5 separate regions of the Homo sapiens genome follow, and regions 1, 2, 3 and 4 are each linked to region 5. Evidence: chromatin contacts called from ENCODE Hi-C data. All regions are on one chromosome and are shown on one strand. The core of a region is the stretch at or near the end of the contact, and the rest is flanking DNA. Distances in the headings are between cores, read along the strand shown.

Region 1 (3,867 bases), core at 202-2,701, 6.5 Mb before region 5:
AAACTTTTCTTATTCAAAACTTCCGAAATTTTATATCAAATACTTCATTCAAATATTCAATATAAACAAAAATGTTTCCTAACAGAAACTTAGAGCATAAAGGATAAACTGTTCCTGAGAGTTCAAATTGAGACTGCATTTCTAATTATGATATAATGCTATGAACAATCAGAAAAATGAATGTTACCTACCATGCAAATTTAAATTTAAGAACATTAGACGGATTGAATAACCAATAAGTCAATTACATCAATTAGTGAACAGAAAAAAGACCTTAGCTAATCGTGAATCTAACACCAAAGAAAAAATTTAAGTCGAATCCACCGCACATCTTATTACATAGAAAAGGAAATGATTAGAGTAAGTCGTATTTAAGTACCTAGTCTAGCTGGGGATCAATTAATTAATCGGTTATAGGGCAGGACGTGAATGTTGAGATCGGATGTGCTTTCTTTCATCGTTATTCCAGTTCATCATCCGCAAGTGCAAGAGAAGGTGTCAGAGTACCGAAGCTAGGGGGCATGCTGTAGCAAGGGGAAAAGAAAAATGGGAAAGGTGCAATGGATGCTGCATAGTTGAATAATTATCTGGGTGGCACAATGGGCGAGTCCTGCCGACATGAGCGCTGAGTGAGCGGCTCCGTAACTCTGCCCAAGGCAGCCCCCATGAACAGGCACCAGAAGCGACAGCACCGCTTCGCCTCCCCTTCCAACGAAGAAAAGGATGCCCGCACTCGCTTTACCGTTATGTTTTCAGACACCGACTCGCGGAGCAAACACGCAAACGCACGAGCTCGCTTTACCGAGCCTCGCGCACGTAGGGCGAGCAGGGGATTCTCTGTCGCCCGGGGCTACCGCCTCCCCCGGAAAGAGGCACGGGGCGGACCGCGGGCGCGGGTGGGCAGGGAAGCCCGGGCGGTGGCACCTCAGGTGACACCCACAGTCTCTCCAGCGAGAGCAGCCCCGGGGCGGTCCCTGCAGCCAAGCCCCAGGCGCGCCCGCCGCCGTCTCCCTCGGCACCCAGCCCCGCTGGCGGGTGGGCGGTGGGCGCTCGGAAAACCCGCGGATGGGGGTGGGGGCCGGGGCGGGGAAGGCGCGCCCATCCATCCCCGTCACCTTTGCGGGCCACACACCACTCGGTCTGCTCCGGCCAGTAAGGAAGAGTTCCTCTCCCAACACCCCCTCCCCGAAAAAAGCAATTCCTCAGGGACTCGCGCTCACCGTGAAATCTTGGGGGCTCACGCCTTACCCCTTCTTCATGCTTCGGCAGCGGTCGCCGGTCCCCCTCGGCTCGCGGGACTCCGCCTAGAGCCCCCAGGAGGGTCGGGCTCTGGGGCGGAACCCGCTCAGGGCAGCGGCCCAGGCGCCAGGCCACAGGGAACGCCGCCTGGGGCGCCAACCCGCCGCCGGACCCACCGTGTGCTCGACGCGCGAGTGAACAACACCGCGAGCTGCCGTTCCCCCCGCCCCCTCCCCGCGCGAGACGCTCCACAACCGGGCGCAGGGACCCGCGCCAGAAGCAGGGGGGACCGCGAGACTCTTTCCGCCTATGGTCCCATCCTTGCCCCCCGCCCCAGGAGCTATTCCTGGCCAGTCAGAGGTCTCAAAACTTCAGATTCTCACTTTCCTCTTCAGCCTCCAGTGCCCAGGTGCAGCCGAGGTGGGAAATCCAGCCTCCGCCCACTCCCCCATTAGTGGGGCCGAAGCTCGCTCTTCCCCCCTTTCCTGAGGTTCTGTGGTATTGCCCAATCCTCAGTTTGGGGGAGGGGGACGAAGAGAACACTGCTTGGCTAGGGAATGAGGGAAGATGATAGCCAATTGAATGGAACATCCATTCGGGGGCGGGGTCAAAGGGGGACACGCCCCCGTTCCGCCCCCTCGTTGCAAACTACACTTCCCATTGTGCCCTCTCGCGCTTCCTGCCGCGCTGCACGCTGGGAGTGCAGGACCGCGAGGCCTCAAGGTATTTTGGAACTCATATTCTTTAGTCAACTAGGTCCTAAATGTTATAAACTATTATAATTCTCCCTTTTTCCCTAGATAAACTTTTTTAAGCTCTCAGCTCGACAGTAGTTATTCTAATAATAATTAGCTTATTGTTTCAAAATGTAAGACATTATTTCTTAGCAAAGAAAGTTAATGATGTGTTCCATTGCAATCTGTCAGGACCTGGGAGCCTCTTCTTCTTCCGCCCTGGCAGGGTCTCCGCAGAAGATTTGTTGCCGTCATGTCGGCTGCGATTGCAGCTCTGGCCGCTTCCTATGGTTCGGGTTCAGGGTCCGAATCGGACTCGGACAGTGAGAGCAGTCGGTGTCCGCTGCCAGCCGCCGACTCCCTCATGCACTTGACTAAATCGCCTTCATCAAAGCCGTCTCTAGCAGTGGCAGTGGACTCGGCTCCGGAGGTGGCAGTTAAGGTAAGCACTTTTGCTACTAATGCAGTGTGGGAATTGTTGGCTTCAGCTCCAGAACTGCCAGCCGCTTGTTAGGTACCGGGTTACCTCTTTCTCAGTGCTCAGAGATAAGTTGCTAACGTTTGAATTTCTTCTCCTTCCCACATGCATCCTCGGGAGAGGCAGAATTGGAAGTTCGGAATAGCCCTCCGATGCTCTCTGCCCTTGCCTCCCGCCATCAGAAAGCAAGTGGAAGGAGGGGATGAAATTTGAATTTGTGGATTAGGGACATAGCCTGGAAAGTGCAGGTGTAATCTCGGAACATAAGTGAAATTAGATCAGGACTTCCCAAACTAGAGTATTGTGTGAGCAGTGGCCTCGATTTGTCTTATTTTTGAAGAACTAGGTTCTAATCCTGGCACCACCACTTGTGTGAACTTGGACAAGTTATGCAGCCTCCTTTCTTTCCTCACCTGTACAGTGGAGATCATTTTCAAAACATCTGTCTACATGAAAAGATGAGTGTGAAAATTGAGTGAAATTACACAAATAAAGCATATAGCACAGAGCCAACTAGTGAGAGTGCAGTAAATGTTTTATGATTGTGTGTGTTAATACAGTGAGAAAAAGGCCTTGGATTTGAGAAACAGCTGCATGATCTCAATGGAGGAAGCTGATTAATAAGGCAAGAGTTTCCAGGCAGAGGTGACAGGCAAGCCTGAGAACGCAAAGAGCCTAGTGGGTTTGAAGAACTGAGGAAAAGCTGATGTGTCTGGAGCCTGATGAGAGCATCTACCAATTGGTAGTGTAGGCCCAGTAGAGCCCGAGGTAGGTGATCAGCTCAAGATGTGAAGAGGGGAGGCGGTGTCCAAAAATTCCTTTGTATCATGTCCCCAAGTCTAGTTTAATGACTTAAGAAGTGTTTTACAGGTTTTTAACAAGCTGTATGTGAATTTTACTTTTTAAAAATGGACATCTGTCATGAAAGAATGCTTAGAATCCTCCTAACTTCCTATCAAAACAAAACTTTCCAAACTTAAGCCCCTCCAGTAACCTCCTGAGTCTTCTCCTTTCACAGCTCAGCTTTTTGGAGCTCTCTTTTTGTCTTCGTCTCATTTTCTCCTCAACCCAATGCAGTCTGGCCCTATCCTCTTGGGAAACTACTGTCTGTGAGTGATGTCCCAGGCCTTCCAGTTGTCAAGTTCAGCCATCTGACTTAAATGTCTGCATCAAATGACACTGTTCATTAGTTCCTCTTTCTTGAAACTTTCTCTCCGTTTCGCTTCCATGGGGCTCTACTCAGCATTCTGTTCCAATTATTTTACTCTCCCTTTTCAATACTGGTGTTTCCCAGGACTCTGCTCTTAGTCCTCTTTGCATTCCACATATTCTCCCATACCTTCAACCTCAGGCTGTGCTGCTTCTAGCTCAAGGTGAACACCGTGAAATGGTTAGCACAGGCTCTGGAATTAAGAC
Region 2 (3,528 bases), core at 913-3,412, 5.7 Mb before region 5:
CCCCAGCTTCCCAAGTAGCTGGGACTAGAGGCGTGCCACCACGCCTGGCTGATTTTTTGTATTTTTAGTAGAGATCGGGTTTCATGGTGTTAGCCAGGATGGTCTTGATCTCCTGACCTCATGATCCGCCCACCTCAGCCTTCCAAAGTGCTGGGTACAGGTGTGAGCCACTGCTTCCGGCCTACATTTTAGACCTGCAAAACTGATTTCAGACTTCTGACTTCCTGAAGTATAAAATAATAAATGTGTGATAATTTGTTACAACAGAAATAGGAAACTAATACCAAACTCTCTTACATTGCTCATGGGAATTTAAGTGGTGCAGGTGCTTTGGAAAACAGTTTACCAGTGCCTCAAAATGTTACACTTAAGAGTCAGCATATGACCCAGCAATTTTTCTCCTAGAGAATTGAAAATGTATGTCCACACAAAAATTTGTACACTAATATTCAAAGCAGCTGGGTGTGGTGGCACGCGCTTGTGGTCCCAGCTACTCGAGAGGCTGAAGCACTAGAATCACTTGAACCCAGGAGATGGAGGTTGCAGTAACCTGAGATTGCATCACTGCACTCCAGCCTGTGTGACAGAGTGAGACTCTGTCTCAGAAACAAAACAAAGCAAAGCAAAACAAAACAAAAAAACACAAAGCAGCATAATCCATAATAGCCAAAAAATAGGAACCATTCAAATGTACATAAGCTGCCGGGTACAGTAGCTCACGCCTGTATTCCTAGCACTTTGAGAGGCCAAGGCGGGTGGATTACCTGAGCTCAGAAGTTCAAGACCAGCCTGGCCAACATGGTGAAACCCTGTCTCTACTAAAAAATACAAAAGTTAGCAAGGTGTGGTGGTGCGTGCATGTAATCCCAGCTACTTGGGAGGCTGAGGCAGAACTGCTTGAACCCGGGAGGTGGACGGCGCAGTAAGCCAAGATCGCACCACTGCACTTCAGCCCTGGCGACAGAGCAAGACTATGTCTAAAATAAAAAAAGTACCTAGGTTGATAAATGGATAAACAAAATGTGGTATATCCATACAAAGGAATATTATTCAGTCCTAACAAAATGGAAGTACTGATCCACGCTACATGTATGAACCTCAAAAAGATAGTGAAAGAAGTCAAACACAAAAGGCCATACGTTGCACGAAACCATTTATATATGTTCAGAATAGGCAAATCCATTGAACATAAAGTAGATTATTGGTTGCCAAGGGCTGGCAGGAGGGGGAAGTGGGGCATGGACTGCTACTGGGTGTGTGTGTCAGGGGGGTTCTTTTTGAGGTGATTAAATATTCTGGAATTAGTGGTGATATTTGCACATCTTTGTGAATACACCAAAAATCACTGAATTGTACACTGTAAAGGGGTACATTTTATGGTATGTGAAGTATATGGTAACTTAAAAACTGGGGAAAAATCACGAACAGCAGTACATTTTCTGCGCATCTTTTATGTACTAGGCAACTGTGGTAGTCATAAATTCTGTCACACAGATCGCATAGTTGTCAATAGTGCCCCTTTCACATCAATGTTTTTAGTGCTTATGTGAGTACCTACCGTGCAATCAATCAACCTTTCTAGCATCCTGGGATTCCTTGAAGAATAAAATCTGGTTTCTGAATACCTGACTCCAGGTATGCACACTAGCGCGTACATCAAACTGCGAGGGTCTATGTTATTTTATTTTATTTTTATTTTATTTTTGAGACGAAGTCTCGCTCTGTCACCCAGGCTGGAGTGCAGTGGCGCGATCTCCGCTCACTGCAACCTCCGCCTCCCGGGTTCAAGCAGTTCTCCCTGCCTCAGCCTCCCGAGTAGCTGGGGTTAGAGGCGCCCGCCACCACGCCCGGCTAATTTTTGTATTTTTAGTAGAGACGGGGTTTCGCCATGTTGGCCAGGCTGGTCTCGAACTCCTGTTATCAGGTAATCCGCCCGCCTGGGCCTCCCAAAATCCTGGGATTACAGGCGTGAGCCACCACGCCCGGCCAGTGTTACTTAAAAGTATTACCTCGCACCTGTAACTCCAGGAAAGAGCCGGGGCAAAAATCCGTAACCAAGACAACAGGGCGCGATTCCAATCAAGATGGCCGCCAGCGCCTCTAGACGCCCTCTACGAGGCCGTCCCCGGAAGTGGCGTTACGCGCAGCTTCCGGTTCCGCCTGTTCCGGCGCACGTAATCGCCGAGGGCACGTGCATGCCCCCTGGTTAAGAGTTGCAGGTAGCGGTAGCGATGGACACTCTGGATCGAGTAGTGTAAGTGCGCTGGGTCTCAGCCCCGGGGAGCGTTGGGGTGAAAGGGTCCCGTGATGAGGGTGGTACTGTCTCGGCCTCTCACTCTTCCTGGTTACCCCTCTAATTACCTGGGTGGGGGCCGATCGATCACCAGCCCGGGTCCTCCTCAGCGCGAGCTGCTTGCCAGGAGACAGTGGGGAAGCTCTCAAGTGGGAGCCGTGGGATGGGAGGGATGTGGGATTGAAGCGTTGGCCGCTTTTATCCTAGCCAGTTGAAAAACGTCTGACTTCCGAAGTATGAGACAGATGGTATAGTGGGGTTAGGAGCACAGCCCTCGGAATCCGACAGATCTGAGTGACAGTCTGGCGCGTCCACTTAAAGCTTTGTGACTTTGGGTCATTAAATATCTCTAAATCTTAGCTTATTCTGTAAAATAGCGCTCACCATAGTCATACTTCATAGAGCTGTGAGGGTTAGTTTCGAGAATGTATGTAGAGCCTTTGCTGCAGCACGTAGAAATGTTCATTAGTTTTTTCTTTTCCTTCCAACTTTGTACACTCCTCTGAGTTATCCTTGAATGATACCTGTTTTAAATTTGTTCAAGAATATTTGGGCTAAACAGCCCTGCTGTTACTTGCTGTGATTTTCTTGCTATTTACCTAAGTTAACATGTATCCAAAACGACAGTTTTAGTCATTCAGAGATTTTGCACACCTGCTATGCCTCTAGCTGTTTGGACTACAAAGAGTAGTTTACTAGGTATTGGGACTAGTTCACACGTTAATTGGGAGCAGGCAGCTAATAAAACATGTTAATTGCTATTTGCATTTGTTGCTGTTTAATGAGATACAAAAGATAGAATAATTTGTATCTTTATCAACCAGTAAATGATCAGAAGCTTTATATGTGACATTATATCTGGAGGAGTATTTTAAAAATCTACATGGGAAACTTAAGTGTATGTATGGTCTCTTTTTCTTCCCAAAGTGTCCATGGGACTGGACGAGGGAGGGTCATAATTATTTGGGAGGAAGAATTCTTTCAGTAGATGGCAGAGAACTGTCTGAAAAGCAAGGTGCTCATTGTAGAGGAAGCAGAGGTGAAGCCCCTCTTTTGAACAGAAGTGTGTAAAAACATGCCACTCCTACTGTCACATCATAAAGTCAGAATAATGAATTTATTTTCCCTTCATATTTTACAGGGTAATTGGTCTAGACGAATTTTTAAATCTAGCTTTAAAAAATTTGTTTTTTTTTGAGACAGGGTATCACTCTGTCACCCAGGCTGGAGTGCAG
Region 3 (4,107 bases), core at 337-2,836, 5.9 Mb before region 5:
AATCCTCTTCCGTAGAGTTTGACTCTCTTTAAAGTCTATGCTGGACAGGGCATCTTCCTGGGTCCCTAGCTTTGGGGGAGGGTAATTCCTGCCAGGAAGCTGGTTCCACCAGTCCTGCTGTAGCTGCTGTCTGCCCTCCAGGACCAAGAAAGGACAGGTATTCTCAGTACATTATCCAGCTCTTCTTAAGAGGACAACCAGTAAAGGCTTCCCAAGGTGTTCCTACAGTTCTCCCTCAACTCCTAGGAAAACAAAGGTTCAGGCCCAGCTCTGTCACTTCGTATTCCGTTCTTGATAATATAGGTACTCCATAAGCCCCAGCCCACAGTCATCTGGCAGAGGATGGAGTGGAGGACATAATACCCAAGATACCCAAGGGGCTGCAAGGTAAAGGGTGGGTAGCAGAGAATTCAGCCAACTCTTAAGTTGCCGCTTGCGAAACGCAGCTAGCCCATCAGGTCTCCTTCGAAGGGGGAAGGTACGCAATTCAGAATGTGAGAATGAGAAACCCGGGACGCCGGGCATACAACAGGGATGGGAGGACTGCATAGAGAAGCCAACGGGCCGGCCAGCCCGAAGGGCGGAGATCGCTGCTGGGGGCGGCGGTGCCCAGCGGGTCAGAGCCGTGGGGCTGGCGAGGACCCCAGGCCGCGTTCGCCCGACAGGCTCCCCGGCGAGGTTTCAAACCGCCGCCCCCGCGAGGCGCTCAGCCGATTGGAAGTTCCACAACGACCGTCACTACCCAGGGCCGGAGCGGCAACTCCGCAGCGGAGCTCTGCCTGCCCGCTGCGTTCCCCCAAGAGACTAGACCCCACAAACTCCTCCTCCACCGCGGTCCCAACTCGAGTCCCCCCGCCGTCTCCGAGCACTCGGAGGGCGCCCCTCTGGGACGGGACCGACGCCTCGGACCGGGCTGCGCCGCGGGAGTTCGAGGTACGCGACGGGGCCGCGCGGGGGAGGCGGGCGGAACGGGCGCCCCTCGGAGTCGGTGTCCGGACGCAACCCCGCGACCCCCTCCGCCTCGCCCCTCGGGCACGGCCCGACTGGGATCCGACCCACCCATCCCGCCAGGTCGCGGGCAGGGCGAGGACCCGAGCGAGCCTACTCCTCCCGCCCCTGCTCTTACCCATCTTTCCGCCTCGCCTTGTAGACGTGACCGTAGGTGCCGCGTCCCACTTTGCACCCTTCGTACTCAAACAAATCCTCCACCCGCTCCCGCTCCGCCGCCAGCTTCGCCTTGAAATCATAATCCATTGTCTGCTTCCCCCATAGAGGCACGGGACGCGGGGGCCGCCGCCGCTCAGTCCCTCCTCCTCCTCCCCCCGCGACCGCCGCTCCACTTCTCCAACAGCCGCCTCTCGCGCGCGCGCGCGCGCCGCCCGCCGCCCGCCGCTCCGCGGTCCGCCTTCAGCAAGGGACTCCTCGGCGGCCACAGCAGCCACCTCCTCCACCTCTTCCTCCTCCTCCTCCGCGACGGCGGCGGCGGCTCCCGCAGGCACCCCCAGTCCCGCCTCCCTCCTTCATTTCCTTGTTTTGGAACCTGGTGGGCCGCGCCGTGGCTTCCTCGAGCTCATTAGCGAACTCACTGGCCCGCCCCATGGTCGCGGAGGCTCCTGGGAAATGAAGTCGCGAAGGCCTCAGCGGCCTGGGCGGTTTTGCCGGCGTAAGAAATACAGCTCCCAGGTTACCTCGGGCCACCACAGCCTCGCCCCCACAAAGCATGCGCGCCTGCGTACCAGGGCCGCCCCTCCCCCTCAGGTAGCGCACGGCTCCCGGTTCCTGTGAAGGTAGAAAGCTCGAAGTTCCAGTGTGCTTTCTGCGGTTCTCGGGGAGACACTGGAAAGAAGTGCCTTACTCTAGTGGGAAGGGGATACTTCACTGTAACTAGCCCCACGCAGAGAGTATGGAAAGCATTAAATCAGCACCTTGCTGAAGGGTTGGCTGCAGTGACTCGGGAGGCGAGGGCTGGTGAGGACAGTTGTACCGCAGCTTGTTTCTTTTCTAGGGCAGTGGGTCCGCCTATTGCCCCGCCCCCCGTCCCGCTGCTCATTGGCGGGGGCTGGAGAATGACGTCCTCGTTGGTGCGTGGGTATCCCCAGGCTTTGGCTTCTTTCCCGCTCTTGATTGGTGATTGGATGTGCTCGGTTCTTCCTGATAGGTTGATCTTTTTTCTTTACGATGCAAAAACCGTATTTCAAAAACTGAACCTTCAGCAGTTTCCTAGAGCCTGCCTTGGCCAGAGGAGAACATGCAACTTCTGAGCCCCAGCAGCCAATCATCATTTTCTTGGCGCTGTAGTCAGCTTTCTCTTAGCATATGCGGTTCCCATAACCAGGCTTTGGCCATCTGTCTAAGGACAATTAAAAGTGCCTGGAGGAAGCCGCGTTTACGATCCTTTGGGTTGAATTGTAAAGGATTTTTTATGGTCTATGCATGATGTGAGGTTCTAGAATGTTTAAGAAAGCCCCTTTAGTTAGGGTGAACGTTGATTGATTTCATTGTGTTGGGGCTCAGGACACACTACCCCAAATTATAACTGAAGGAGTCCAGAATATGCCACCCCAAAATACGCCACTCTGGCATATTGATGTCTTTTAGCAAAATAAATTAAGATCCAGCCAACACAGGAAAATGCTTCACTTATCCCACTACTGCCTAAAATAAAGAATAACTCTTCCTTTGTAAAGAGAAATTTACATTTCTAAAGGAAATTTTCGTAATTAAAGGAATCTTACCAGAAAGAGAGCTGCTGCTAGTCAACTTGTATCATCTGAGATACTTTTATCTGCATAAAAGTCAACCTTTATTCACCTTAGACATTTTTTCCTCTTATCCTCTCTTAACTTGTCTCCACCACTCCTGGAAGCCCCAAACCCCACTTTTGTTTTGAAGAGACTGGCCTTGCTGTGTTGCCCAGGCTGGCGTCCAACTCCTGAGCTCAAGGATCCTCCTGCCTCAGACTCCTGAGTAGCTGGGATTACAGGTCCGTGCCACCATGCCGGGCCCCACTTCCTTTTTGAGGTCAGGATGTAATATAAGTGTCAAACATCTGGCCCTTCTTTGAGTCTCATATTTTGTGGGACTCTTGTGCATACATACGTAATTAAAACTTTTTCTCCTGTTAACCTGACTGGTATCAATTTAGTTTATAGACCAGCTGAAGAACCTAAGAGGGTTTCCTCCCCTGTAATGGTGAGCCTAATGTCCCAAATGTTTGGGATACACACTTAAACATGATTGGTGCTAGGATAGGACATAACACATTCATTAGGAGGACAAAGAAGGGAATTGTCAATTCTACCCAAAGTGGTAGATAAGGAAAGAATAGTGAACTGCCTGCTAGGTTTTGAAAGAAACTTGGAAAACTAGTGGGAGGGGGAATGATTTACCTTATTTGCTACATCACCCACTCCTGGAAAACTTCCTTAGACCTTGAGTCTCTTCAGGCTGGGTGCAGTGGCTCACACCTGTAATCCCAGCACTTTGGGAGGCCAAGGCGGGTGGATCACGAGGTCTGGAGTTCAAGACCAGCCTGGCCAAGACAGTGAAACCCTGCCTCTTATTAAAAATGCAAAAATTAGCCAGGTGTGGTAGCATGTGTCTGTAGTCCCATTTACTCGGGAGGCTGAGGCAGGAGAATCCCTTGAACCCGGGAGGCAGAAGTTGCAGTGAGCTGAGACCATGCCACTGCACTCCAGCCTGGGCAACAGAGCAAGACCCCGACTCAAAAAAAAATGGTATCTTTAATCAAGAAAAATCTCAGTTGCTCTTGTTGCCATGCACTATAATAACTGCTGGAGATAGCAGGAAAAAAATTAGTCTTTTTCCATTGGGGAATTAAACCTGAAAAAACAAATATGCAAGCAAATTAAAAATAAACTGTGGTTTAAAAGAGCACTGGTAGAATAGGCGGGGTTCTAAGTGAGTCAGGGTAGACTTCATGAAGTAGGTAGGTTTGAGCCAAATTTTTTTTTCACTCCAGCCCCATCTGCTGAGTGAGAGCCAAAATTTAAAGCATGAGTAAGCCTTTACTTGAAGGACAAGTCGAAGAGCAAGAAACAAGGAATTATTTCAGGTAGAACAGCATGTACATAAATCATGAGAGAA
Region 4 (3,768 bases), core at 1,034-3,533, 7.6 Mb before region 5:
TAAAAATTACACACAAAAATACAAAAACTAATGGATCATATAGTCAGTCCTCCACCCTTTGCTGCACAACAATAGTTGATATGCATAATGATGACCCCATTATGGACAAAAATGGTTGTTACAGTCACTACAGTCTAGAAGATAGAGAAATAACTTTTTGTGTTTCAAAGGGTAAACTTCAGTTACCTAGTATATTAATTCCTCTCGGGTAACTCTGAATTGTAACAATTGTTTCCAAAGTGTTAGTGAGAAGAAATATCCCAAGATCTTAAATAGAGTCTTCATTTTGTGGATATTATTTTTCTGTTGCTTTAAACTAAATTCAAGCCAGTATATAAAAACTGTCACTTTTAACTTACATAGTTACCCAAGTACATTTTAAATTTTAAAAATCTCTCATACAGGACTTTGGACAACACACGTGGATTGAGAAATGTAAAGATTGACAAGCATATATAAGGTGTTGCTGAATATTGTCAATATCTAAAAACTTAAAAAAAAGTATTCTAAGACACCTTGTAATAAAACAGGATAAATTATGAACGAAATGGAGGAAAAACTATAATATTTTTAACCTGCTGCACTCGTATCTTAAATAGCTACACATGTGAAAAAGAAACAATTCAGGCAAACACAGAGAAAGCTAGTTGAGCAATTTGCCATAAAAGTGTTTCTATCAAATACCCCACCTGGGTCCACCTTTTCAACATGAAGATATTAGCTTCTTTTAAGATAGGTTTTTATTATTTTATATAATTCTCTTCTTGAAAAAAGAGAGGTTGCATTTAGAGAACACATCCTGGTTTGTTTTGTTTTTAAAAATAAGAGAAAATTGTTCCACCAATTATCTTGAACAGGCTGACTAGGAAACATTTAATATCCTTTATCATTTTAGAGGCTTTTAAATGTGAGCCTTTACACTCAGAACACTGTGACAATGTGAAAAAAAAACACTGGCTACATTTTCCAACAACATGTAAAAAGAAATATAAGGAAAAACAAGTATTTACTTGGAATTAACTGTAGTTTTCATATATTCTTCCAGGAGCAAAGCAGTTTCTGCCTAAAACTCTAGAAAAACACTACTTGTTTACTTACAGAACACTCTAAAGATGTAAACTCATAATAAAAGTTTACATAACAACCTAATAGAAACAAACACAACGTGAATAACGGCAAGTAAAATTTAACTGTAGTAGAGACATAGTTGTATTTAAAATGCTCTTCCTTACCTGGATGCTCTTCAGAATAAACTCACTTTTCTCTCTCACATCTTTGAAGGGACACCTCTTAGAAAGCATAAGCAGATGAGCAAGTAGCTTATTCAACCCATCCGAAGACTCGGTATTTGAAAGCCCGTCTGATGGACGATGAGGTGTTTCTTTCACCGAACGAAGATACTCGGTTTTCCTCAAAATGGTTTGCCTAATGTTTTCCAATGCTGTCTCCCTAGTAGTTGAATCTCTGCTGCAGAGTCCATCCCATCTCACTTCATTCTCTCCTTCAGCCATGACAATAGTTTTTCCTTTGCGGTCTTCAGTTACCTTTCAGCATGCCCCAAAAAAATTGCTTTGTATTTTTAAAATGAAAAATGTAAAAATAAAATCAGAGAAATCAAATCGTCATGAAAACACACATCTGGGTGACATTTGGAACCACTGGTGCCTTCAGCCGATCTACAAGCTAGGTCACCCTCTCACCCTCTCCTTGTACACGAAAGGGCAGTCTTCTTTCTGGAAAAACAAAGTTTGAAAGTTGCAACCTTGCAGCGCTGGCTTTGGTGGGCAGAGAATTTCGGGGAAGCGTTCTCCTCCGTCTCGCGGGGTCAGTGGATATCCTCACGTTGTGGAGCTGTCAAATCCGTGCTCTGCCCCAAAAGGCTGTTAACAGCTGAACGCCCTCCAGCCATTCGGGGCTTTTTTGTCTGTGCAGCCACCGGGTTCTCTCCGGCGTTCCCACCCCGCCCCTTCTCCGACACCAGTCCCCGCCCTCCGCAGCTCCTCCCAGCGCCTCAGCAGCCGGCCGGCGCCGGCAGGGAAGGCTCGCCGAACCCTGGCCCACTGGCCGCAGCGGCCGGAGGCTTGGGCGCTGTCGGAGGGCGGCAGTCTCGGGCAGCCGTAGTCTCGGCGGGCGGCGGTGAAAAAAAGCGTCCCCCAGCCCCGCCAATTCGGCACCCCCGGGAAGACGCTACTTCTCCGATCCCTGAGCCCTCGCCCACCACCGCCGAGCCAGAGGGCACAGGGCGGCCCTGGCAATCCTCGAGCGCCAGGCTGGGCCGCGGAGCTGGCGGGGCGGCGGGGCCCGAGGCGCAAAGCCCGCCCTTCGCCCAGCCCCATCGGTGGGGATCAGCCCAGAGGGCGGGAGCAGGGAGTGGAGACGGGGTCCTCACCCCCAGCCCCTCCCCTTTCTCCGCCCGGCACAAACCGGGAGCCGCCCCGGCCCCAGCGCCTTCTTCCCCGCCCAGGCAGACGCGACCCGCCGAGGCAAAGCCTTAGGAAAAAGCCCCGCCCTCTGGCAGGCTACCCTCCGGACCCCAAGTGCGCCGCGCGCGGCTGCCAGCCACTGCCGGCTGCTACGCATGCGTGACTGCGAACTGGGCCAAGCGCCCCCGGAGGCGCTAAGCTTGCGCCCTGAGGCGGTTTCCGTTCCCGGACGTTTGGACTCTGTCCTGGAGAAGGGGAAGGAAAAAGTAAGACGTAGAAGTACACTGAGACTTCGTCACACATAAAACAAGCACGACAAAGAAAGAGGGCGCGAAGGGACTCCTGGAAGAAATTGAGTCTACATTTAAGATCACCCTAAAAGTAGTGACGGCCTCTTCATTACTCCAAACCCCAGATTTAAGTCGGTAGGACGTCTTCGCGTTGACTTGTGGGGAATGTAGTTTCGATGCTGCCGGCGCGTTTTGTTTGCGACAGAAACTACAACCCCCAGGGGCCACCGCGACGTTGCCTGTGGGTGCCCGCGAACCAACGGTTAGCGGTGGCAGGGGCTGACTGAGAGCGTCTGCTTGGTAAGCACTGTAAGCTGGGTTGTCACCTTTCCTTGACAGGGTTTTTCCTTCCTCCATTTCCTCTGGGATTTTGGAGACAAAGCCATCTAGGGTGGCCTCCCTTAGTCCAAGGACTTTTTCCAGTGACTTGCGTGGGAAGGACTAGTCCAGCTGCCCAAGCGCGGGGTGTGGTGGGTGAGGCAAGGATTTGGGATCCTGATCCCAAGGGTCGCAGGGAGCGGCCTAAGTAAGGCCAAGAAGGAAGGATGCTGTGGAAACTGGAGCTTCGCGCTGCTGCCTCTGATTCCGCCCTTTTTTGTGGACACACGCGGGGTGGATTTGGGATCTCCGCGCATTTGCACCTTTGTTTGCCTTTGCTTAGGGATGTTCTGGGCTTTATTTGCTCAGTCAAATGAAATCCTAGGCAGGGCTTTGAAAGCAAGTTGTCAAATCCATCTCGTAAAAGAATCCCCAGTATTCCTAGATAGGAATTCTTGCAGGCTTTAAGGATACAGCAGGAAAAAGAAAGCAAAACCGTAAAAGTCTCCAAAACTTAGTCGACTTTTTCAAAAGATTCAGTCATTTGCTTAAAATTAGTTTGCTTTTAAAAAGTTATTATTTGAGAAAAGTCGAGGTTTGAACGGCCATCAGTGGACTGATAATCGGTGTAGATTTTAATTCTTTACATTGCAGAATTGCATTGCACTAAATTCTAAAAATTTCGTCTTGCTAGGCACTGAGTATACAACAATGAAAAAGACAGTCTTACTAGTTAG
Region 5 (4,087 bases), core at 1,046-3,545:
GCTTGGCTTCCTGGACTGGTTGCTAAATATAGTAATCTGATTTCTTGGACTGGTTACTGGACATAGTAGGTTGCCTTCCTGGACTGGTTGTTGAAGGTTGTAGGTTAGTGTTCTATTTGTATATATTCTCTGGCCATTGTCTATTTGAATTCAGTCTCCCAGGACGGAGGAGTAGGGAGGAAATAAGAAAGGGATAGGGTGGCCAGGTGATTAAGGCAAATAAACTCCTATCAGTACTCCAATAGTCCTGTTGTCAGAGGCGTTTGAACCAGAGTGACTCCAACTTGAACAGGTGCTGGGTAAAACGAGGCTGAGACCTACTGAGCTGCATTCCCAGGAGGTTAGGCATTCTTAGTCACAGAAGATTGGAGGTCCACGCAAGATACAGGTCACAAAGACCCTGCTGATAAACAGGATGTCGTAAAGAAGACAGGCCAAACCCACCAAAACCAAGATGAAGACAAAAGTGACCTCTGGTCATCCTCACTTCTCATTATACGTGAATTATAATGCATTAGCATGCTAAAAGACACTCCCACCAGCACCATGACAGTTTACAAATGCCATGGCAACATCCAGAAGTCATACAGTCTAAAAGAGGGTAGAACCCTAAGTTCCAAAAATTGCCTGCCCCCTTCCTTGAAAACTCATGAATAATCCACCCCTTGTTTAACATATAATTAAGAAATAACTGGCTGGGCGCGGTGGCTCACGCCTGTAATCCCAGCACTTTGGGAGGCCGAGCCAGGAGGATCACCAGGTCAGTAGATTGAGACCATCCTGGCTAACACGGTGAAACCCTGTCTCTACTAAAAATACAATAAATTTCCAGCTACTCGGGAGGCTGAGGCAGGAGAATGGCGTGAACCCGGGAGGCGGAGCTTGCAGTGAGCCGAGATGGCGCCACTGCACTCCAGCCTGGGCGACAGAGCAAGACTCCGTGTCAAAACAAACAAACAACACACAAAAAAACTATATACTCAGTCCAGCAGCCCAAGCCACTGCTCTGCCTATGGAGTAGCCATTCTTTTGTTTCTTTACTTCTTTAATAAACTTGCTTTCACTTCACTATATGGACTCATGATTGGCAACGCTTTCTGGTAACACTGCCCAGGTTTCCTTTGTCAAGCGTGCCTTTCTCAGCCCTACATACCCACAGTTAAATAATCCCTTCTCTCCTGTTTATTTTTCAACTATTGAAAATAGCAAACATCTTAAAACAATTTGTCTTCATGTTTTTCCTCTTAAAAAATTGCAAACGTCTTCTGGGCAGGATTTATGTATTGTTTATCTTATTTATTCTCTTCCTATTGCATCTGGAACACAGTCTGTTTTCAATACCGTTTGTTGAACTCCAGGGTAGATTACAGGGCTGTGTATTATAATCTACAGTACTTTAACTGAAGTTACTCGTTTATTGGTGACTACATTGCTGTCAAAAATACACTCATGTGGCTGGGTGTGGTGGCTCATGCCTGTAATCCCAACACTTTGGGAGGCTGAGGCGGGCGGATCAGGAGGTCAAGAGATCAAGACCATCCTGGCCAACACGGTGAAACCTGGTCTCTACTAAAAATACAAAAATTAGCTGGGCGTGGTGGCGCATGCCTGTAGTCCCAGCTACTTGGGAGGCTGAGGCAGGAGAATCGCTTGAACCTGGGAGGCGGAGGTTGCAGTGAGCCGAGATCGCATCACTGCACTCCAGCCTGGTGACAGCGCCAGACTCCGTCTCAAAAAAAACCCCCCAAAAACAGAAAAACAAAAACAAAAAACCGCAGATGTTATAGAATATAAAATTATAAATGACAAAAAGCTTGAAATAAAACGAGCAGAGCATATAAAAGTTAATGAAGCTGAAGAAAACGTGAGCTTCTCCGTACACTTAACAAGGCTGCGATTTTTACCAACTTTTTTGCACTGTTGTAGCCCCAATAATGTATCTAAAATGGTACTTGACACAGTTTATATCCTTAAGAATGTATGCATGCACGCACGCGTGAAGAATGAATGAATGAGGGGTCGTCCCTTTGCACACACGGAGGTCTACGGGCCGCAGAGTACCTACAGCATGGCCACCGCAAGCGCAACTAAAATCCAGGGCTTGTCGCAGGCACAGGCTCCTCCTTCGGTGGGTGGGACGGCGGCGCGCACTTTCTCTACGCCCCACTGCTAGGATGTGCGGCCACCACTCCTCCTCCGCCGCCGCCGCCGCCGCCGCCGCCGCCGCCGCGTCGAGTGCAAGGGCTTCTGGGAGCCGAGCCTCGGGGTCTCGGAGAAGGGGCGCAGGTGGCCGCCATCTTGGATTGCGAACTGGGTCGCTACGCTTCACGCCAGGGGCGGAGTGGCGGCCCTTCTGTTACCCGCCACACACGTCGCCGCTGGGGACTGGGAAATCAGGGCATCGGAGAGTGCCACATTAATGGGTAAGTTGGAGTGAACACGGGCTAGGTTGGGGGAGCCTCGGTTTTGGTCCCTTTGGGAACTACTAGTTCCTGGGGCCACGGTTTTTATTTACCCCTTACTTTGCGAAGGTCTCTGGAACCTGGCGGTGCCGGGTGTTTCTCGTGTTTTCCCCAGGGCGACAGCGGTCGCGGGGGCGTGGCAGCCGGACCTTTCCCTTGCGGACGCGAAGGCGTGGTGAGTTCAGATTCTTTCAGCAGGTCCTCTGGAGTGATGGGCAGCTGGTCTCATCTTCGCCGCCCCGCCTCACCGTTTCTCGGTAGTTCTTTTCAGTTAATGGAATTGCCAAACGTTGCCACTCATACCTGGTACCCATCAGCTGTGTCCAGCAGCTTATGGAAATTCCACAGTGTCCAAAGAAGAGACAGGTTCCATCCCGAGGGCCTCCTAGCCTCGCCCTCTCCATCCGCCAGCCTCCCTCCTCCACCTGCGTGCAGGTGCCTCTAGTGCTCATTCCCGACGACAAGGCAAGCCTGGGTTCCACGCTTCTAATAGTCGGGCAGCTCCGTTCTAAGATGAAAACTTAGGTTTTCATCGATAATACATAGGAGATGGAAGTATTTGAAAGCTGTGAAATGACAGTGATATGTCTAAAGAATATGACATTGGCGGCGGGCGCGGTGGCTCACGCCTGTAATCCCAGCACTTTGGGAGGCGGAGGCGGGCGGATCACGAGGTCAGGAGATCGAGACCATCCTGGCTAACACGGTGAAACCTCGTCTCTACCAAAAATACAAAAAATACAAAATAAAATACAAAATAATAAATACAAAAAAAATACCAAAAATACAAAAAAAGGAAAAATTAGCCTGGCATGGTGGTGGGCGCCTGTAGTCCCAGCGACTCGGGAGGCTGAAGCAGGAGAACGGTGTGAACCCGGGCGGCGGAGCTTGCAGTGAGCCGAGAGCGCCATTGCACTCCAGCCCGGGCGACAGAGCGAGACTCTGTCTCAAAAAACAAACAAAAGAATATGACACTGGCATTTACTTTTGAGCTTTTTAGACATGTTTTTTAAAAAAGACAAAAACACTAATGATTTATCTCTCAATTACAACACCCAATAATGATGACTCATATTCTGTACAAAAGTGGTTTTCTTGGTAGGTCAGGAGCAACTCTCTCCCTCCGACCTAAGTACTGCTTGTTTGGTTGTGAGGGCTCTCTAGTTGGCACTTCCCCCGCTTTGTGCAGTCTTTTACTTTCACTAATGAGGCGCCCAGCCCCATGGAAATGAAGGCTTTACTGGCATAAGAAATAATGTCGATTGATATTAAAGAAAATCATAAGTTCAGATTCCAGTTATTTGCCCAACTTAAACATGGTTTTTCTAAGAGCCGTTGAAAGCTTATGAATGAAAAAAATTCCTCTATTCTGTAACTTTAAAGTGCTGGAATAACATTTCTAAATAAAAATATTTAATTTTTATGAGACCTCAGCCTTTGAAGTGCAGCCTTTAAATTTATTTTTCAGTGAACGAAACAATCCCATTGGATGGGGCCCCTTTAGAGATAATTTCCCTTGGTTTATTGTCCCCTTTAAAGCAACTGCAGTGAGGATGGATGCAGTGTTAAATCTGAAGCCGGAAGTCAGTACTATTGAAGAAAAAGGAACAAGTGATATCTGAGTT

The links. A loop is a pair of places that touch in the nucleus more often than their neighbours do. Pooled maps may share reads with other maps.
Region 1: a loop to region 5 is called in a map of naive thymus-derived CD4-positive, alpha-beta T cell, with 11 times the contacts of the local background. The contact joins the promoter of WASF1 here to the promoter of KPNA5 in region 5. A Hi-C loop is called at or near these places in 1 of 168 maps with a recorded cell type or tissue (naive thymus-derived CD4-positive, alpha-beta T cell), 1 of 37 single-sample maps with no recorded cell type and 6 of 50 pooled maps.
Region 2: a pooled map shows a loop between it and region 5 (2.6-fold over the local background). The contact joins the promoter of RPF2 here to the promoter of KPNA5 in region 5. A Hi-C loop is called at or near these places in 2 of 50 pooled maps.
Region 3: a map of CD8-positive, alpha-beta T cell shows a loop between it and region 5 (10-fold over the local background). The contact joins the promoter of CDK19 here to the promoter of KPNA5 in region 5. A Hi-C loop is called at or near these places in 3 of 168 maps with a recorded cell type or tissue (CD4-positive, alpha-beta memory T cell, CD8-positive, alpha-beta T cell and naive thymus-derived CD4-positive, alpha-beta T cell) and 10 of 50 pooled maps.
Region 4: a loop to region 5 is called in a map of CD8-positive, alpha-beta T cell, with 15 times the contacts of the local background. The contact joins the promoter of SESN1 here to the promoter of KPNA5 in region 5. A Hi-C loop is called at or near these places in 2 of 168 maps with a recorded cell type or tissue (CD8-positive, alpha-beta T cell and naive thymus-derived CD4-positive, alpha-beta T cell) and 9 of 50 pooled maps.

The regions. Positions count from the first base shown.
Region 1 is chr6:110,178,219-110,182,085 of GRCh38, forward strand. WASF1 (WASP family member 1) reads right to left here and starts at 1,452. Exons shown (of 11, transcript NM_003931.3): 1 at 1,221-1,452; 2 at 380-524. CDC40 (cell division cycle 40) reads left to right here and starts at 2,209. Exons shown (of 15, transcript NM_015891.3): 1 at 2,209-2,415. The coding sequence starts at 2,227. RefSeq lists silencers at 812-1,131, 1,372-1,481.
Region 2 is chr6:110,979,876-110,983,403 of GRCh38, forward strand. It overlaps RPF2 (ribosome production factor 2 homolog), which reads left to right and starts at 2,163. Exons shown (of 10, transcript NM_032194.3): 1 at 2,163-2,254. The coding sequence starts at 2,232.
Region 3 is chr6:110,813,883-110,817,989 of GRCh38, forward strand. It overlaps CDK19 (cyclin dependent kinase 19), which reads right to left and starts at 1,587. Exons shown (of 13, transcript NM_015076.5): 1 at 1,127-1,587. The coding sequence starts at 1,254. It also overlaps a transcript of AMD1 not described here. RefSeq lists enhancers at 338-447, 682-1,234, 1,808-1,887 and a silencer at 858-1,167.
Region 4 is chr6:109,092,563-109,096,330 of GRCh38, forward strand. It overlaps SESN1 (sestrin 1), which reads right to left and starts at 2,284. Exons shown (of 10, transcript NM_014454.3): 1 at 1,233-2,284. The coding sequence starts at 1,511. It overlaps CEP57L1 (centrosomal protein 57 like 1), which reads left to right and starts at 2,945. Exons shown (of 11, transcript NM_001271852.3): 1 at 2,945-3,013. RefSeq lists enhancers at 1,652-1,801, 2,672-2,931 and a silencer at 1,912-2,611.
Region 5 is chr6:116,678,916-116,683,002 of GRCh38, forward strand. It overlaps KPNA5 (karyopherin subunit alpha 5), which reads left to right and starts at 2,296. Exons shown (of 14, transcript NM_001366306.2): 1 at 2,296-2,423. The coding sequence starts at 2,420. RefSeq lists enhancers at 1,893-2,876, 2,877-3,858.